Linked DNA regions of Homo sapiens: region 2 is linked to region 1. Evidence: chromatin loops called from intact Hi-C (ENCODE). Cell type or tissue: HepG2. All regions are shown on one strand. Each heading gives the region's core, and the rest is flanking DNA. Links, peaks and the distances in the headings are about the cores only.

The links. Hi-C counts contacts between places; a loop is a spot of excess contacts. Peaks named below come from ENCODE experiments on the same cell type or tissue, not always from the same donor. Only the 100,000 strongest peaks of a DNase experiment are listed, where the experiment ranks them.
Region 2: a loop joins it to region 1, with 2.8 times the contacts of the local background. A loop is called at or near these places in 2 of 110 quality-filtered maps.

The regions. Positions count from the first base shown.
Region 1 is chr2:105,914,581-105,925,197 of GRCh38, reverse strand. No RefSeq gene overlaps it. Among named protein-coding and RNA genes, the nearest start is that of ECRG4, 150 kb to the left of the region's middle. RefSeq lists an enhancer at 9,874-10,123. In HepG2, for the core only: a CTCF peak has its summit at 5,132 (motif pointing left); DNase peaks (open chromatin) are centred at 5,147 and 5,817.
Region 2 is chr2:105,818,085-105,828,701 of GRCh38, reverse strand. The region is part of intron 2 of NCK2 (NCK adaptor protein 2); the gene reads right to left. Among named protein-coding and RNA genes, the nearest start is that of NCK2, 78 kb to the right of the region's middle. RefSeq lists an enhancer at 6,363-6,412. In HepG2, for the core only: no CTCF peak of the experiment used is centred there; a DNase peak (open chromatin) is centred at 5,451.

The DNA.
Region 1 (10,617 bases), core at 1,405-9,404:
GCAGCCTGTGGCTTTTATGACTGAAATAGCATCAATAAAGGCCTGACCTTGGGGAAAGACACAAATGGGCATGGACCTGATTATGTCTGACCTTGTGTCTCTCCCAACAGTAAGGCTTCCAGTAAACACTAGGCTGTTAGTAGTTATGTTTTGGGGGAGTGAAAAGTTTTACTGGGATTTTCAACTGTGCAAGGGGTGAGTGCTCTTAACCTGCATGTTGTTTGAGGGTTAACCACAATGCATAGGTATTGAGTGATTTGAGGAGGACTCTTGGACCATTCTCACTGGCCTCCACATGGATGATTTCTCCTAATTTAAACACAGGCAAACTTCTCCCAACCTTGCTGATTCTTACAGCTCTTGCACTTTGCAGCACAACCTCAGTAGAAGCTCCTGTACTTCTGGCTCCAGTTTCTCTCCTCCCGCAGTCTCCTTAGCAGATTCCAATCAGGTTTCCCCTCCGCTCACCACCAACCTGCGTGTTGCTGAATTCAGTGGTCACTGCTCAGCCTCACTGTGGCTCGCCCTGCATCCCTGAAAGGTTTCCTTCATCTGCCTTCAGCTGGCCTCCCTTCCACTCCACCAGTGGCCCTTCCCAGTCTTTGCAATTGCTCCCTTACAGCCCTGATGTCTTAATATCCATGCTGGTTCTTGGCCTCTTTGCTTCCCTTCTCCACTTTGCCCTTTGTGGGCTCCCGTCCTGTGGCAGGCTCTGCAGGCTGTTTCCCACGCCCCAGGCAGCGGCTCCTGGCCACTGGGAGGGTCTAGTGGGAGGCTGAGGAGAGCCTTGGGCAGCATCTCCAGCAGCAGCGGCAGCTGTTCCTTTTGTTTCCATCTCCTGGAGTCCGCATGGACTTTAGTTTCTGCCGGGTGAGCCCAGCTCCCAGGTTCTGGTAGCACCATCTCCTCTTTATTCCCAGACCTCATGATTCTCTATGGAGAAAATCTGATGGAGTCTGCAGAAAAGCTATTAGAATTAATGAGCTTAGTAAGGAGATTGCAAATACATCTTGCTAAAATCTCTCAAATCAAATTTTAAAATAAGGATCCTCATTAATGACTTTTCCTATAATACACTGAGTTAGGGAAATAACACTGAAATCTCAAGAGTGAATGAACTAATTTTTTTATTACCATGTATTATCTTTTGAGACAATATGGTCATAGATTGAGAAACTGAGTGCAATAGGCCATCTAGTTGCCTCAGTCAAATCTGATTTAGCTCTACTGAAAGTTCTTTTTTTTTTTTTTTTTTTTTTTTTTTTAGATGGAGTTTCACTCTTTTCACCCAGGCTGGAGTACAATGGTGCGATCTCAGCTCACTGCAACCTCTGCCTCCCAGGTTCAAGCAATTCTCCTGCTTCAGCCTCCCAAGTAGCTGGGATTACAGGCCCCAGCCACCATGCCTGGCTAATTTTTGTGTTTTTAGTAGAGACAGGGTTTCACCATATTGGCCAGTCTGGTCTCGAACTTCTGACCTCAGGTGATCCACCTGCTTCGGCCTTCCAAAGTGCTGGGATTACAGGCATGAGTCACCACGCCCAGCCTGAAAGTTCATTTTCATACAGACAAGAACACTATTCTGATGCCAATGAGCTTTCAGGTTAGGAGTCTTTAAAATACTTTTCTGACACAAAAATGAGCATGCTGTTGTTTCTTATTTGATGTTTCCTCTTTAGGATGCCTCTCAGTTTCTGCACAGGAATTGTCTACAGCAGTAGTTTGCAAAGTTTGATTTCTATTAGAAATGAAATTTTTAGGTCTCCACCCAGACCTCCTGAGTCAGAAACTGTGGGGGTGGCCTCCAGCATTCTTTATTTAATACTCTTTTGAGGGGCTTCTGATGCCTGCTAAGCCAGAACCACCAGTCTATACAAGCTTGGGGTATGGGAAAAAAATTCACTTACGAGGTCACTTTTACTGTCTGAACTAAAGTGAATTCCCTGAAATAAAATTGGCAAAATGTTCCCTACTTTTCAAAGTTTTGTTCTGTCTTCAGTTTTCTTTCTTTTTTTTTTCTTTCCTTTCTTTCTTTTTTTTTTTTTTTTTTTTGCCAGGCAACTTTTTGGGGAAGCACACTAAGCTTTAGATACACTATTCATTTCCAGTAATCAGGAGAGAGTCATCAAAAGTAGAGAGAATAAATGCATTTTTATATGTTAACACAATAGATTTACTATTCAGTTACAAAAATGATGTAGACACACACAGAGAGACACATACACACACACACATACACACAGACAGGCACAAACCCAGAGGGTTTTTATTAATAGAATGTGGAGGGAAAGAAACATATGCAAAATAACACAGTATGGTTCCATTTATATATTATTTAAAAATAGACTCAGCTGAACTACACTGCATACACAGGTGATAAATCTATTAGAGTCAAGAGCAGTATTTTATTTTTAAAAATAATTTCGACTTTTATTTTCGATTCAGGGAATACATGTGCAGGTTTTTTACATGGGGTTATTGTGTGACACTGCGGTTTTGAGTACAAATGATGCTGACACCCATGTAGTGAGCGCAGTACCCCATTGGTAGTTTTTCAGCCCTTGCGTCCTTTTTTCTCTCTTGCCTCTAGTAGTTCTCAGTATCTATTGTTCCCATCTTTATGTCCATGTGTACCCAAAGTTTAGCTCCCACTTTATAACTGAGAACATACAGTATTTGGTTTGCTGTTCCTAAATTAATTTGCTTAGAATAATGGCCTCTAGCTACATCTTTGTTGCTGCAAATGACATGCCTTCACTCTTTTTTATGGTTGCATAGTATTCCATTGTACTAATCCATTCTCATGCTGCTATAAAGAACAGGCCAAGACTGGGTAATTTACAAAGGAAAGATGTTTAATTGACTCACTATTCCACATGGCTGGGGAGGCCTCAGGAAACTTACAATCGTGGTGGAAGGGGAAGAAAATATGTCCTTCCTCACAGAGCGGCAGGAAGGAGAAGTGCAGAGCAAAAGGGGGAAAAGTCCTTAAAAAACTATCATATCTTGTGAGAACTCACTCACTATCATGAGAAAAGCATGCAGGAACCCCCACTGCCAAGATCTAATCACCTCCCATGAGGTCCCTCCTTCAACACACAATTCAGATTACAATTCAAGATAAGATTTGGTTGGGGACACAGACCATGTCATACATGATGTATATGTAACACATTTTCTTTATGCAATCCACCATTGATGGGCACCTAGATTGATTCCATGTCCTCGTTATTGTGAATAGTGCTGCAATGAACATACGCATGTATATGTCTTTCTGGTAGAACAATTTGTTTTCCTTTGGGTTATACACCAGTAATGGTGGTTTTGATTTGCATTTCTCTGATGATTAGTGATGTTGAGACTTTTTTCATGTTTGTTGGCTGCTTGTACATTTTCTTTTGAGAAGTGTCTGTTCATGTCTGTTGCCCACTTTTTAAATTTGTTTTTTGCTTGTCAAATTGTTTAAGTTCCTTATAGATTCTGGATATTAGACCTTTCTTGGATGCATAGTTTGTGAATATTTTCTCCCATTTTGTAGGTTGTCTGTTTAGAGTATGATTATTTTAAAGTCAGAATAGTGGTTACATCTGGAGGGAAGGATGGTTCTTGGGTGGGGAAGAAATTTATGGGCAAGGGGCTCTGGAAACTTAATAATGCTCTATTTGTTGACCTGGGTGGCCATTATGTGGGTGTTTGAGTTATATGTCAAACTGTGCATTTAATTTTTTACTACTTTGTAGGTATATTTCACAATCCAAAACTGTCTTTAAAAGAAAGAAAGCCAGATGCTGTGGCTCAGGCACATACCAGCACTTTGGGAGGCCAAAGCAGGTGGATTGCTTGCACCCAGGAGTTTGAGACCAGCCTGGGCAATAGAGTGAGACCCTGTCTCTACAAAAACTACAAAAATTAGCCATGAGTGGTGGCAAACTGCCTGTAGTCCCAGCTACTTGGGAGGCTGAGGTGGGAGGATCACTTGAGTCCAGGAGGTAGAGGCTGCAGTGAGCCATGATCACACCACTGCACCCCAGCTTGGGTGACAGAGCAAGACCCTGTCTCAAAAAACAAAACAAAACAAGAACCAAAAACAAAGAAAAAACAGGGTTAGGGATCACCCACTCTAGGCTAAGTAGTCTGCCTCTTTCTCGCCAATTCGTAATGCCAACACTTTCCCTTTCTTTAGAGACCACCACTTTCAGCACTTGTAGTCACTTCCAGACCAAATGCCCTAAGGATACAATTAGACTGACCTTTCTCAGGTTTTAATTGACTTTCCATGATAACAGACGAGGATTTCACTTTTGGCCCTTCCCTTGTGTGCCCTTCCTCTATCTCCCAGGACTTTTGATAATTTTCTTTCCACCATTTTCTTCCCTGTTTTGGGGGATGGGAATTCCTAATGGTTTGATTTTTAGTGCATCTCCTATCATTTTGTTATCTTTTCTCTCCATTATAGAAGATGACCTTAAAATTATGCCCAATTATTCTAATAAATCTATTAATAGACTCATCTTGTTTTTAATATCCAACAGATCTTTTTTGTTTTCTAGCTGTTCTTGTCTGATAGCACCTAGTTCTTTTTGCAGATACACTATATTCTAAGAAGAGTATTGCACAGCGTTACAAAGATATGGAGGTACCCTGCTGGGGGAACCTGGGAATTCAGGCAAGTGAACAGCCCAGACCAGCACTATCCCATAGAATTATAATCTGACTCAATTATGTCACTCTAAATTTTCTGATAGACCCACTGGAAAAAGTGAAATGGAAGAGGTTGAAATTAATTTTAATAAAAATGTTTTCATCCAATATATCCAATATAATATCATTTCAACATGTAATCAATATAAAAACTTGTTAATGAGATATTTTACATTTTTAATTTTATTAACAATTTGGTATAGGTTTTACACTTAAGCATATCTTTATTTGAACATGTCACATTTCAAATGCTCAGTAGCTATGTGTGACTCATGTTGTATAGTTTGAGTCTGCAGAGAGCTGCACCAGCCATGCCTGCAAACTAAGTTCAAATCTGCTCTGAGATCCCCAAGAATGTACTTTCTGGCCTGGTTCCCATCTTCTTGCAAGTTGCTTCTGGAACTTTCCCCCAAAAGCCTGCCTCCTGGTGGTAGGGCCTGGTACCTTACTCCATCTCAGGTCCCCAGCCAGCACCCATCCCTCCTCTGCATAATTTCCCCTCTTGGACATCATCTGTGTTATTGCATTTGCTCCTGGTCTCAACCCTTTCAAACTTCTGGTTCCTCCAGGGATCACTTCAGGGGACCTAGTTCTGTGAGCAGCATTCTTGGGCTCCACTTAATACCCCCAGGCTGCTGCCCAGCTGCCCAGCCTCTTAATCTGGCTAGAAATGCTGTGGCTGAAGGTTTCATGAATGGCTGAAAGGAGCTCATCCCTGTTACACAGTGTCTGGCCAGCAGCCAGTTTATCCCCAACCTCAGACTCCAGGTAGGGTGTGGGCTCCTGCTCCACTCACAGCTGCTGAAGAACTGGTGTGGCTTGGGGCTACTGTGTCTAGGGCCTGGCCTCTGGGCCTTTGCATAGGTAGAGAGAAGACAAGGCCAGGAGAAATGCAGCAGGGGACAGTAGGAGGAGGCAGAAGAGATGTCCCCAACCCCTTGGGGGTGGAAGGCCTGGAATGAGGAGGCCCAGTCTCTACCCTCTGGGATCCCTGAAGGCCAGACCAGGCAGGTGTGCCTGGTGAGTCAGCCCTGGGCCCCTGCCATCCTCCCTCTACTTACAGCTCACACAATAGCTCAATTGTGTCATTGCACTTAGCTTTGGCTTGGGTTCCAACCCAAGGACGTAGCCCAGGGACCTCTAGGGACAGAGAGAAACAGCTATGAGAGAGGTCTTTGTGCAAATCTATTCTGCAGAAAGGAGGCCCAGGGTTATGGTCAGAGTGGCTGTGGCTGACAGCACAGCATAAGAAGAGCCGGTCTCAGCCACTGGCTTGCACTGATGGCCAGTGTGTGTCGGAAAGTGACAGGAGGAAGTTTATCAAATAGGTGCACAATTGCTGTGCATTTTAAGTGGAGGTTCACACAAAGGACTCTGAGAATCTGAACTCCAGGAGAAGTTAGCAAAGTCTCAAGATATTGCAATAATATTTAACCAGATGAATAATTTCAATGTACTGTATTTATCTTTTTGTCTGTTGTCATCACATGCAGAAACCTATTTAAGACTGTTTGAAAATAAAAAAGAAGGGTTGTTTAGGTCAGCTGAGAGTCTTCTGGGGCCAACAGCTCAGCCTTCCCTGAAGAAAAGCTTAAACGCATTTTTGCAGGAGGTGAAATTTCTGAACGGCTATGACTTATGTTAATCTACTACGGGTGTGCTATCGCTACCGCATGTTTTGGCACAGGCCATAGCGAGGCACTAATGTCCAGACAGAGATGAGGGTCCTAAGAATTGCACAGCCAACCCTTTTGTCCAAAGTGTCAAACATGGATGTTGCAAGGGGTGCTTTCCAGGTCTTAGCATCTTGTATTCTAAAGGAAATAGGTAGCAGAAGGGTTTTTTAACTGAACGTTGTATTAAGATCTTAAAAGTATAGCTTCCATGGTCCCAGGTTTGTCCAGCCTGTGGACTCCATGTTGTGACATTATCAAGGATAACTCTGGTTTTTCTAGCTTTATCCCATTCATTAATGCCAGGTCTCCAGTTTCACTCAAAGTCTTGCCCAGTCATTTCCAGAGACATTGGGTGCATCTGTGTGGATCCCTTGCATTCTTCCAGGGAGGCCTTTCTTGCCTGTGCCCACTACTCCGGCCCCGTTGTGTGTATAGGGATGCCATTTTCTTCAGCATGTGCGTCCCCCAGTGAGCTCAGATGGGAACCCATGGTGTGAGGGTGGGGACCGTTCTCAGGCAGATATGATGCTCTCCTTTTCCTTTTCTCCTCCCCCACCCCCACTCCTTCCTTCTCGTTCTGTCAGGAGCCCTCATACAAACCCATTTCTGCCTCACCTCCAATTACACTTTCACAGACAAGTCTGAACCTAAGTATCTTAAATAAGGAGGCTCCACTACTAGTGGATTTATTTGAGGACTAAACTCCGGGGGAAACTCTCAGGGTGTAACAGGATGTAAACTGGGACTCTGTATCTTTCACTTTTGGCAGGAGCCCCCAGGGCTGAGGACAACGTGGTGGGCTCATCTCTCAAGGCAGAACGATGGGTGCTGTGCCCTAAAGCAGAGTGCATGGAGACTATGGAGCCAGTCCTGCCAGTGTCACCCAGCAAGGCCTCAGAGCAGGTTCTGGTGGAAGAGATTGGCGGTGGGGAGTATGTGTGGGTTGCCCATACCCCACAGAGAGGAAGTACTTCCCCTTCCCTCAAGACAAGTGATTTGGACTTCATGAGAGCTGGATATCCTGTTGCCTAGAGTTTGGGATGAAGAGAAACTTTTGTTTCCCACCTACTAAGCCTAAGGGCTACAGCAGCTCTTCGGTAGGAGCAGAATGAAGAAAACAGGCTAGGTTGGAAATAGTGGGTTCCCAGCTGGGTTGAGAACAGTGCACGTGCACTTGCATGGAGGGTGATGCGTTCTGGAGAGCAGTCAGGGACCCTGCAGAGAGGACCTGGCCTGGGGTCATCATAAGGGGGATCCCACCAAGGAGGACTGTCTGGGACAGAGGAAGCCTCCAGCAGAAGCTCACAGGCCATGGGAAGAGTCAGACAGAGCCACACAGAGGACAGACGTGATCCACATGTCGCAGCAGGGGGATTCCAAGCATTGGCCAATGTGCTTTGTGGGAGGAACAGCCAGCAATTGCACATCTATCCACATCCTCATTACAAAAGAACCAGTCAGGAAAGGCATTTCCTCCACACACTGCGCCTTTCTGCCCCTTTCCAGCCCATTGCAGTGAGAGGGAGGTGGGGAGGCAGGTGAGGAGCAGGGAAGGAGCTGCCATGCTGTCGCAGGTTTCCAGCCAGCACAGGCCTAAGATGGGGTCACTTTCAGCTGGACAAGATTTTGGAATCCTGTTGTATGGGAATTTTCAATTATTGAAACAAGACTGGTTTTGTGCTTGAAGGGGCCAAAAACATTGGGAGACTTGCTCAAGATTTCATGCACAGGCAGGAAAGAAGGAAAGAGTTTAAAGGAGCCGTGGGAGAATCAATCATTCTCTGCTTGCCCCTAATGAAGCCAGCTGCAGAGAGCACTGGTAAACACAGTCACTCACAGTTAATCTAGGTAGAGGAATTTAAAATACTACCTAGGCACAAATCTAAAGTGCTTCTGCTGTGAGAAGCCAATGTCAGATCACTGAGGTCTCCACTCACTCAACATCTGGATATTGAGGACCATGAGTGCTATTAGCGCCCTAAAGGCTGTGTTTAGGACACCATGTTTTACTAAAACTCTTATCTCTAAGCATCAAGATCCCACCCGGTGTGGCAAACATCTGAGACCCAGTAAGAGAAGAGTGGGCTTCCATTTCCTCCCTCACACTCACCTGGAGGCAAATTCCATGCCCGCAGCAGAGGAGCAGTGGAGTCACCTCCACTACAGGATTTCAATGTCATTTCTCTCATTCTCCTTCCTTCCCCAGCTCTCTCTGCCTGCATACTTGAATTTACATGGGCAGTGTCGAAGGAAAATAAAATCTTGGGATCCCAATTAACGATGCCAAAAGGAAAAAACTAAGCTGAAAGTGGAGTAATGCAAGACCTTTCCTTTTGTTCCTAAGCAGATAGCTACAGATAAAAAGTAGCTTCCCAGGTAGCTACTCTATGTTCATCTTATCCTTACATAAAGTGCCAATTTACTGAGCATGAGAGGAATATCTAATTGACTATTCCCCTACCTGCTCCTTTTCTCTTTTTTCCTTTTCTTTTTTTGAGACGGAGTCTCGCTCTGTCACTCAGGCTGGAGTGCAATGGCACAATCTCGGCTCATTGCAAACTCCACCTCCCAGGGTCAAGTGATTCTCTTGCCTCAGCCTCCAGAGTAGCTGGGATAACAGGCACCCACCACCATGCCTGGCCAATTTTTGTATTTTCAGTAGAGACAGGGTTTCACCATGTTGGCCAGGCTGGTCTTGAACTCCTGACCTCAAGCAATCCACCCGCCTAGGCTTCTTAAAGTGCTGGGATTACAGGCATGAGCCACCTTACCTGGCCCCTTTTCTCTTGCAACCCATGGATTCAATAACGTGACCATACCCTCCCTCTCTCCCCTCCAGCCCACTTTCCCCCTTTAAATATTGAAGCCCCCAAAATCATCTTTGGAAAAAGACATGGACCACAGACTGTTCCTGTGGCTTTGTGTTCCTTTTTCCTGGGCATGTCCTTATCCTCGGCAAAATAAACTTTTAAATTGTTTGAGACCTGTCTCAGGTACTTTTTGGTTTATAGTAGCAACATGTATGCATAATGCAAATGTACTTGTATTTCATTATACATTTATTTGTTCTTATTACACAGGTAAGCCATTTTTATTGTGAGAAGACTCAGAAGATTCAAATACATTTGAAGGGGAAAAACACTCTCATCTTCCTTATCTCCCAACCTTAGTTTATAGGTGCTTCTATGTCTTTAATTAACTGGCCTATTTCTAGATCTATCTGTTTTGGACATGAGATTTCTGCTAAGATGGGTGAGGATTTCATTTATTTACACCACATTTCACCTCCCCTTTCCCACCCTTTCAGTTTCTCACATCACTCTTTTCTTTCTCTATAGGTTACCTTGCTAACTCTAGGCAACTTACTTAGACTTTTAGCCACTGTTTATCAACTACGGAAAGGCTCTCTTGGGCTTTTCTTCAGCAGTCTTCCCCTTTTCACTGACTAACTTTTCATCTGTAGTTTCTCTTCTGCATTGTTAAGGTCAAGAACATTTCCAGATGCCAGCAGCCACTCCATCTGCTATGCTTCTTCCATTTTGTGAATCAGCATTCTCTCAAATCTGAAAATACTAGTTGCATTCATTTTCAAGTGAGTGTTTCTTGAATTAGCTCTGTTTCCTCAGTTGTCAGTTCTTCTATTTTTAGACTGTTTTCTTTAGGTTTTGATAATCATTGGTCGTTTGGTCACCTGCTTGTTGAATGCTACTTTTGTTTACCACAGCCTACCTCAAGTGACAGGTAGAATCTAGGTAACTTGTCAGTCTGGAGTCAGAAGCACCCACAAGCCACCACCCTGTGTTCCACACACAGTGCCTTGGGCACCTGTGGATAAACTAGACTAAGTAGTAGACACTGCTGGGGCTGGGGTTCTAAAATCAAGACTGTGCTGACAATATGGCCTGGACTCATCTTGAATGCAGGAGCTAGAAAGCAAGAAATGTAGCTCTGATGACAGGCAGGAAAGAACTTGACTGAGTAAAAGCAGATATAAACCACCAAAGAAGATGGGCCGCAGAAACCTGCTTGGGACCTATCTCAGGCAGACAGTATCACGTCTTCTTCCAGCTACAGTAGGGCTTCATGGCATCAGACCCTATGTCTGGAAGTAGTTATTCATTAAATATTTACTGACCATGTACATTATGACAGGTGCTGTGCTCCTCTCTGGGGTTACATACACAAATAGGACATGTCCTTCACACAAGAAGCTCATCATCTATGGGAGGAACACATACAT
Region 2 (10,617 bases), core at 1,646-9,645, 97 kb after region 1:
AAGATGTCATAGGTGATCAAAGACAAGCTGAGACCTCTTCCTGGGTCTCTTGACCCCAGGGTTAGTGCTTGTGTGTCTAGATTCATGAAAATAGGTATTTCATTTGCAGTAGCTGCCATGATTTGCAGAGCCTTCTACTGTTTTCAGCCTTGTTTCTTAGACTTCAGAGTCGAGACAAAGTCATTACCTATCACATGCTTAAATTCTGCACTCCACACTGATCTGCGGTGGGTGAGTGTGCTGTCATGGGGCTTTAATTGTAGTATTCTTGTGGTCAGTGCCATTTTTTAAATTTGACCAACATTAATTACAGGCAAATTATTGTGAATTATAATTGTATATCAAAACAACAACAACAAAAATATGGTTAGGCCATATTGTTCCAAAGCAGGGAACAGGGAAATTCGTTGATAGCAAAAACATTTTCAGCAATCTTGAACGGTGCCCAATTCTCCCTGGCCCCTCTCCTATTTCCATCTTCCTTTTATGACTTATTCATCTACTGCTATGTAAGCTTGCACACTTCTTAGATCCCAAACTACAAACTACTATAAAAAGAGGAAATGAGTTGATCTTTCAACATTTTTTTCTTTTTAAAAAAGTTTAAACTTTTAATTTTGAGATAAGTATAGGTTCACAGGAAATTCCAAAGGGTGTGCAGAGTGGTCCCTTGTGCTCTTCACCTTGTTCCTCCTAATGGCTACATTCTACATAACTGCAGTAAAATATCGAAACCAGGAAACTGACATTAGTATAATGAGTATATATGGTTCTGTCATTTCATCATGTGTGTAAACTCCTATAACCACCATGCCAATCAAGACTATTTCATCATCACAGAAATCTCTCTGACATTATCCCTTGTACAGTCACACCCACCTCCCTTTCTGACAACCATCACCAACCCCTTGTAAACACTAACCTGCTCTCTATCTCTGTAATTTTGTCATTTTGAGAATGTTATATAAATGGAATCATACAATATGTGTGACCATTTGAGACTCATTTTAAAGCAAAAAGAAGAAATTCTATTAAAAGATAGAAGACACTCTGTATGATTTCAATGCTTTGAAATTTGTTACTGTTTGTTTTTTGGCCCAGGACATGCCCTAACATGGCAAATGCTCTGTGGGTGCCTAAAAAGAATGTGTATCCTGCTACTTTTGGGTGGAGTGTTATAAATGTCAATTAGATAATATTAATTGATGGTGGTGAGTGTTCCTATAGCCCTGCTGACTTTCTGTGTACTTTCTGTGTGGTTGTTCTATCAACTGTTGAGAAGAGTATGGAGATCTTCAAGTATAATCATGGGTATGTCTGTTTCTCCTTGTAGTTCTAGCAGTTTTTACTTCTTATTTCACAGCTCTGTTGTTTGGTGCATGCATACTTAAGAATGCTATGTCAGCCAGGCGCGGTGGCTCACGCCTGTAAACCCAGCACTTTGGGAGGCCAAGGCGGGTAGATCACGAGGTCAGGAGATCGAGACCATCCTGGCTAACATGGTGAAACCCCGTCTCTACTAAAAATACCAAAAATTAGCCGGGCGTGGTGGTAGGCACCTGTAGTCCCAGCTACTCAGGAGGCTGAGGCAGGAGAATGGTGTGAACGTGGGAGGCAGAGCTTGCAGTGAGCCGAGATCGTGCCACTGCACTCCAGCCTGGGCAACAGAGCAAGACTCCATCTCAAAAAAAAATAAAAAATAAAAAATAAAAAAGAATGCTATGTCTTCTTGATGAACACTCTTTTATGTCCCTGGTAACTCTCTACTTTTAAAAGTTCTTTATCTGATATTAATATAACAATTTCTGCTTTCTTTTGATTAGTATTTGCATGGTCTATCTTTTTCCATCCTTTTATTTTCAACATATATATACACACACATACATATATATATATACACATATATAAAATGTCTCTAAAATGTGCCAGGATAAGGCAGAGGAGCTAGGGAAGCTGCTCAGAGGAAAGGATACTTACTTGGCCAGAACTTGGAATTGAGAGAGAAGGATACTGTGAGGATAACTCAGTAATGACCCAAATCCAGGGGGCCTAGAACCCAAATCCAGAGCCCTTTACCATGCAATCCATTGGGAATTTGGCTCTAATTTGGGAATAAGAAATTCTTGCTTTATTAGTTACATTTTTGCATTAAAAAACATAACCAATCAGGTAATCTATATATAAGTCTCTTTAAGTTTTCCATTCCTGAGATAGTCACAATCACAGGCCTCCCAACTAACATATCATCCACACTACAAGCAAACTACCTGAGCAGAGAGAATTGGTCCTCGAAGGGTGGTGGGGTTAGGCTTTGTGTCCCCACCCAAATCTTATCTTGAATTGAATTGTAATCCCTATAATCCCCATGTGTTAATGGACAGACCAGTGGAGGTAATTGAGTCATGGGGGCGGTTTCCCCCATGCTGTCTTGGTGATACTGAGTTCTCAGGAGATCTGATGGTTTTATAAGCCGCTCTTCCCGCTTTGCTCAGAACTTCTTCTTGCCACCCTGTGAAGAAGGTGCCTTGCTTCCCCTTCATCTTCTGCCATGATTAAGTTTCCTGAGGCCTCCCAGTTATGCTGAACTGTGAGTAAATTAAATCTCTTTCCTGTATAAATAACCCAGTCTCGCATAGTTCTTTATTGCAGTAGGAAAACAGACTAATACACAGTATCAGCCTTCTAAGGGATGTAGACCATCCTAGCAATCTGCTCTAGAGTTATAAAGGATGTAATGCAATCACTTTGGTTAATCAGAATCTCCATCAAGATCTAATGGAGCCAGGAACTCCAAACCTGACGGATCACCAGGACACTATGACTGCATAAGGAACTCCAGTCCTGAGGACTAGAGGGTCTGGTTATGTAACAAAACTCCTTACAAAGGTTTTTGGGTTATACTGTAACTGACAGAGCAGAGTGTATATTTACTGCCTTCTGTAAAGTTACAAACATTTCCCATCCCTCTGTGCCTTGCTGGTGACCCAGATAATAGCCCTGCTGGGCAAAAATAAGGGCTCCGTAAAAAATCTCTAATAAAACAAGAGAAATTATCATTCTCTGCTATGTGATAACATGGACATTGCTATGTGATTTCTCTGCTGACCCTTTTTCAGGAACCCACCATCCCCCAAGCCAGAATCTCCAAAGTGGAAAACACCAGGTGTGGGAAGAAATTATTAGCGTTCCCATATCTGCTATGTTCCAAAGCGCTGCAGTGCCCAGTGCTGCTTCCTACTTCTCCATTATATTTTGTTAAATTTCTGAGCATAAGACAAGTCTCCACTGAGGGTCAGCTCGCTGTAAGGATCAAAGATCAGAACTAAACACTAGTAACGGAATGGGATTTTTGAATTTATGATGAATTATCTCAGGTGTGAATACATGAAAACTCGCAAATGAAAGCCCTTAGAGTAGAAGGCCCCTTTAGGGAAGATCAGCGTTAACAGCACAGATGCCCAGGTCCTGTCTGCCCACTCGAGATTAGTGGGGAGTGGACCCTGAGCATCCTAAGTCACCCCCAAGCATCCCAGATGATCCCCATTACATTACAGCTGGTAGGCATGGACTCACAGAGCTCCAAAGCCTGGAGGGAGAGGAGGAGGCAGGAGCCAGGCCATGTCTACCTCCACTCCGTCCCCAAGCACCTCGAGTGCCCACTCATCTCCCTCCATACCTGGCCCCACTCAGCCAACAAATGTGGGCAGCATCACTTGCCTGCAGCTTGGGGGAATCCCTGATGCTCTTTCCTGGAATTGAGACTCAGGTGGGAGATGGGCTCCTGATCTTACTGCAGTGGTGGAGAGGGTGACACTGGTGTCCCACAAATGCTGAGCATGTTTTCCCACTGAATTCTGTGGGGCATGGCAACCAGGTCTGTGTTACTGTCCTGCCTGTGCAGGACTGTCCTTAGAATTCCAAGTTCACACACCCAACTTCATCTACCCTCTCCCTCCATGTCACTGCCAAAGGAACCAAGGCCGGAAGTTAAAACCCAGCCATGAAAGCACAACACCCACACATGAGCACGCCCCAGTGATTCCTCCAGAGACCTCTGTTCTAAGCACACGCCGCCGAGACGTGGTACTTAACGACTGGGAAAATGACCAATGTATTACAAAAACGTTACTAAATGAGCTCTCAGGTTGGAAGATACGGTTACATTTAGCTTCTCCCACAAGAAAGGCCTGTACCAGACCCAGACTCCAGGCAGGGAAGACAGTCCTGTCTCTGGCTCCTGGGATCCCTGCCTTTCCCAAGTACTTCTGACGTTGGTCTTTGTGAACACAACAAAATCTTCAACATAACCTCTGGGTAAGATCATAAGTGGCATATTCCGGAAGGCACTAAATAAAACAAGTCTGACTGAGGAGTGACTGGGCTCTCACTGTCAGATCTGCTGCATTTCCCACTCATTCCCTGTGAGCACCGTCAGGGGCCCAAGTGGAAAGCAGTACTCTATGGAAACGTGACATTTACGGACGGGGCATTCTGCTATGTGGTCAATAAAGGGAGGGGGCACTCACACATGTGAAATAAGGTAACAATCACAAGCAAAACCCAAAATGGAATGTTGGCAAAAAAGATAAACAATTTAGAAAAACTACTAAAAACGTCAACTCTAGAGCCTCTCCCTGTCCCTGGCCACATCCCTGTAAGGGAGAGCCTACCTGAGGACACTCAAGAGGGACGTCACCACTGCAGACTCCTGACTTGGAGTTCACGCCGGCCAGGGACTGCTCCGGACCATGGGTTGTTCACACTGTGACCTGGGTAGACCTTCACACGGGAAGGTCACGGAACAAGGCGTTTGATCACGAAACAGCCAGAGCAGATTCATAATTAGGATCATCCTTACTGCTTGCAGGCAGCAATCAAGCTCAAATCTCACCAATTAACTTGTCAGTGTGACTGTTGGTCAGGTGTGACTCTGAGAAGCTGAGAAGGCATATTTTACTTTCCAGGGAGATACAAGGCCTGCCTCCATGGCCACGGACCTTACAGGAAGGCCTGGGTACCTTCTGCCCCAACAAGCACTAAGGGTTATTCGTTTCCATCCAAAACTGGCATCTTGTTAATATACTCTTTGTTAACATGGTCCCAGAATTCATTCCCCATAAACTGTGACCTCTTATGATCTGATTTATTCATCATGTTTTATAACCATTTTGACATCCTGGAGCCAGGAACATTTCTAAAGAAACCATTTCAACGTTAGTTATAATAAAAGTCAACCGGAAAATTGATTCTGATAGGCAGAAATCTCAAACTCAAAATGCTTTTGGTGTGTCCAGTGAGGCACCTGCAGCACGGGAATGGGGAGCACAAGGGCACTGGGACACACTCCCCTCCCACACCCTCCACCAGACACGCCCAACTTGAATGACACTTCTGCAGTTCCACGTGTTCCCTTCAGTTCTGTACATCCCAGTGGTAATCCCAGAAAGTATTCTCCTACTGGGGCTTGTTTGTAATTACCTGTTCAAGGTCCAGTTTACTAAAAGCCCTACAACACCCCCTCCATTGTGACACACACACACACACACACACACACACACACACACACACAGCATGAGAGGACTTTTTGTTTTTCTGGAGGAAGTCAAGAAAAATTTCTCTCTGCTTTTCCTAGTTTGAGAACCTCAACTGCAGCAATGCGCTCATTTCAAGCTCTGTGTGGCCTGTTTATTTAATGCTGTTCTCTTACATACACATCCGCCACACGGCCGGCCCAGGGCCTCTTAAGGACAAGGACAGAGTATCTGGAATCCAACATTCAGGTGTGAGACACAGGTCACCATCCAACGCTGGGCCGTACTAGGCAAGGAAAGTAACCTCTCTGGGCTCATTTTCTGCTATACAATTCAGGGGAGGACTATCCATATCACCTGGCATTAAAGAGAATTCACGAAAATTCCTTTGTAAATTCTAAGGTACAATTCAGAGAATCACTGAAAAATGAATGGAATGTTATGTATTCAGTTTCTATCTAAGGAAAAGAAGGTCGAGGGGTACAGAATTGGCTTTTTTGTTTTTGTTTCTTCAGCTTTCTAGGAAGCCACACTGCTAGGGTGTATCAGCTATGACAGAAAAGAAAAAATGCTTGGCATAACCTTGATCACCACCACAACTAAGAGAAAATAATTATGTTATTGACTATGCAAGAACGTTAAATCACAATTTTATGATGTTTCGCCCTGAACAGGGGCGCTGTGGGAAGCGTCAGGGACCTTAGAGATGGCCTCAGCACACAGGAAGTGGCTGTTAAATACAAAGTCCCCTGGCCTGTACAGAGAACTTCTCTTTTGGCAGGTCTGATGTTAAGCTGGGGATCCCCAACACAAGGCGACTCTGAGCACCATCCTGGGCCTCCATGGGTGGAGCTGGAAGCCACAGGAGCTGTTAAGCTGATCCTGGTGCTTCAGGAGCAGCAGAGGCCCTCGGGGGATTCAGGTTCCCAGCTGGTGCCCCCTTCTCAAACCTCCCAAAGTCTTCCTTCACACACCCTTACGTTTCCAAAGAACTCTCCAAACTGCACTTAGTTGCAGGAGATTTTTCTAGGGGAGAAAAAAATAAATCTCACGAAATTCCTGGTACAGTAAGAAAGAAAGGCTTTTTTGGGTCAGGAAATGGGAGCTCCCAGCCTGCTCTGCCACCTAGGAGCCCCGGCCAAGTCATTTAATCTCCCAGAGCCTCACATTTCAGTTTAAGGTAAGCACTTGGAGAATGGGTCGTTACCATGTCACCACCATCATGTGTCAGAGACAGCAGCCCGGGAAGCAGAAGGAACGTGGGCTGGTAAGCAACAGACCTTCTGCTTCCCGGGCTGCTGTTAATAGATGGGGACACAAAGCCACAGGAGAGGTTAAGGGGACTCTCCAGAGTCACACAGTTGAGCATGCACAGCTGTGGACAGTCTCCTTAACCTCTCCTGAGGCTTTGTGTCCCCATCTATTAAATGGGGGCAATAACATCTGCATTTGCGACTAGAGATAATATACAAGCAGTGACAAGCCCTGTGCCGGGCACCTGCCAACGATGACCCCATAGATTACAGCTGCTTCCACTGACTGCACCACCGGGGCACTGTGGAATCAATGTGGCAATGTTTTCCCAGCAGCTGTCAATACTTACTGGGCAATTATTTAACCAATTACCACAGATTTATCCGCAGCATTAAAGGCTGTGGCCATCTCTTTATATTCGGTACACTGTACAGAAGAAACAATCAGTCCAAACTGCAGAGACTGTTCCCCCAGATCACCCAGGGGTCCAGAGTGCGGCAGAAGGAGGCTGAGATGGGCCCATTTATTTGGGCGGAAACTCCACAAGTTACTTCCAGGTATCATGAGACCTCCAGAGCTACACCCTCAACAGAAGCTTTAGCCCTAAAATCTTAATGACTGAGCACTGGGCTTTGCGTGTAAAAAATCTTTCTAAATAACCTGTTGGGGGCAAAGTCAGCTACCAGCAATCTCCAAAATACCAAACAACCAGGATATGATAAAAGTGAGTAGTAAATTCCAGATGACTTTTCCAAGTGTACACACCCTAGGAAAAATTGTTCTGAAATAAATTGAGGATAATATGAAGTAGTAAACTTTAGTAGTTAAATAAATATTACTGGATAGCGTTTTTATGGATGTAAGAGTGACAGGCTCAATGTTTCATCTTCTCATGCTCACTGCTCAGTTAAACACAGCTGCTGCTGCTTCTATCACAAAATGGAAAAGATGTGTGTAGGCTCACTGCTGACATTTACACGCTGGACATGCACATCACCAACTGACTCGGTTTGTGAAATCCCGTCCTGTTTACTCAAACTTGAGTTGTGTCATCTAAGCCACTGTCCTTCCTATCCCACTACACCATCCTTCTGTCCATTAGGACATGTCTGTCATGAAAAAGCCTCCAAAAGCTTTTCAAAAGTCAAACGAATCTGCAGCATAGCAGACAAGGCCCTTTGCATCTTCCGTCCCTAGTAATGGCCAGCCTCCAACAATCAATTACAGTCACTTTTCAAGTACACACGGGAAGAATTAAGTGCAGATTATGCGTTTGCCAAAATGACAACTCTGGTGGCCTTCTGGCTCTTCCTATGGTCTCCGCTCCCCCAAAGAAGGCAGGGTCAGAGCCGCAGGGTCCCAAGACTTTGTTCCTTAACTTCAATGGGGAGACCAGAAAACAGGGTAGGGAAATGCACCACGTGGAAATGGGCTGAGACGTTACTCAAGCCCTCAGACACCGCCATCCTCCTCAAGCTGCTCTCAGCCCAGCCCCAGGCACGCAAACCTTGAGTGTCCAATAACTGGGAAATGCATCCAAGGCTGACATCCCGCTTACTGTTCTACCAGGCCAGCATTTATTTCACTTCTTTCTGACATGCCGAAGTGTATGGCTGACCGAGCTGTTGCTTTCCCTGTTGGCACTTCAAGGACCACCGACCAAATGGCAAATGCCTGGTCCCCAAGCCAGTATTGTCTGAATGACCTGCAGTCTCCAGGAACCATGGCCCAGCTGGTCCAATCAGCCTGCCCTGTTCCAAGGAAACACATTATACCTCTGTACACGTCTCCTCATTCTTTAAAACTTATTCCCAACGTAACATCTCCTGGCTTTTCCATACTGTCCCCTAAAGGGTCAGTTGATCCCTGCCTCAAGTATTAGGGACTGGCTGTAAGAACCTCCACTACAGCAGTTAGCACAGTCCCAAACTGTCAGGGTCCCATCCTGAAAGGGCATGGGGAAAGGTGGCTGGGACTATATTTTATCTATTTTTTTTTTAACTGCTACAACAGTCACTGCAAGAAAAATAGCCCAAAATACAGGTGGGGTGTTCACAATAGATGTTTATTATATGAATGGCTACATCTCACGATTTTCCAAATGAACATTTTTCTAAACCACAAAAGTAAATTTTAATAGGTGAATCAAGGTTTTGTGTGGAACTTATAAACTTATGAAATAAAAGTAATCCTTTAAAATTACATGGGTAGATATTTTTGTAAGCCAGCCAGCTCTCATGGTCTCCATGTACCGTCTTGTCTACGTGGCACCCGTGTGTTGGGAGCTCCTGCAGACTGAGCTGCTGGGTGAGCATGCCACACTCCCCTGCCTCACCACCTTCTCAACCAGCACCAACAACAGCTTCAGGTCTGCTAATGTCACTGACGATCAAGACCTTTCTAAAGAAGTAGTGACAGACTCTGATGCTAATAAATTATTAATGAGTTCTGATGATCCAATCAGAAGATCTGTCATTTCTAGCTTATACTCCATTCCCTTGAAATCTGACAAGTGGATTGATACATGACTGCATTTGCAAATGACTGTTTTAAAAAGTTCTACCCCAATGACTTTTTTTTTTTTTTTTTTAAAGAAAACGGAGTTACCATGGGTTTGAGAAGTTTTCTTATGTAAGATAAACCTCCTAGGTTTGGAACAGGAACACCCCGATGGTGTCTGTCTTGCACAAGGTCTGGAAGAGAGACCTGGGAATGCCCTATGAATGCATGAGGGGACCCAAAGCTAGAAGAGCCAACAATGGCTGGGGTGAAGTCAGGTATGCAGTGTGAGTGCCAACCCCCGACTGCCGACCAGGAGCTAGCTCTGGAAATCACAACACACAACACCCTAAATCAACGGGACAATATGGCATTTTCTCCAAAAGATAACATAAAGCGTAACACGACGAGAACACTAAGACACTTAATCCTATCCTTATTGCATATTAATCTTATGCTGTTCTAAATACCACACATCAAAGGGGCATAACTGAAATTGAAAAGGTTCCAAGAGATTTTTCTTTTAAGGTGGTCGAAGAGAAAGAACATATTCACAAGATGTGTTTGTAGTAGTAGCAGACCAAGTAAGAGGAAATTCTAACTTTTAATATTAAAGGAGAAAATTTCCAGAAACCACCACACCAAAAGATTCCATAGTCCAACATGATAGTTTCAAGATTACTTTAAAACAATCTGCAAATAATAGAAGCAAATTAAAGTTTTTTTATACAAATGTCCACTGTAATATTCTCATTTGCTCTTCATACAACCAGAAGACATATCACCTAAAAGTTGGACACCAAAACTAATTTAGGTTATGCTTTGATTAAAATTTGGTTTGCTTTCATACTTGATTTAACAATCTTTTCTATTTTGTTCTGTTAAATATACCATGTTGGAAATATATATTTCTTATAAGCTGATAGTAAGATGTACAGGAAAAATCTTACAGTATAAGGAATAAAATCTTTTTATATATATATATTTTTATTACACTTTTAAGTTCTAGGGTACATGTGCAAAACGTGCAGGTTTGTTATATATGTATACATGTGCCATGTTGGTGTGCTGCACCCGTTAACTCGTCATTTACATTAGGTATATCTCCTAATGCTATCCCTCCCCCCTCCCCCCACCCCAAAACAGGCCCCAGTGTGTGGTGTTCCCCTTCCTGTGTCCAAGTGTTCTCATTGTTCAATTCCCACCTATGAGTTAGAACATGCAGTGTTTGGTTTTTTGTCCTTGCGATAGTTTGCTGAGAATGATGGTTTCCAGCTTCATCCATGTCCCTACAAAGGACATGAACTCATCACTTTTTATGGCTGCATAGTAT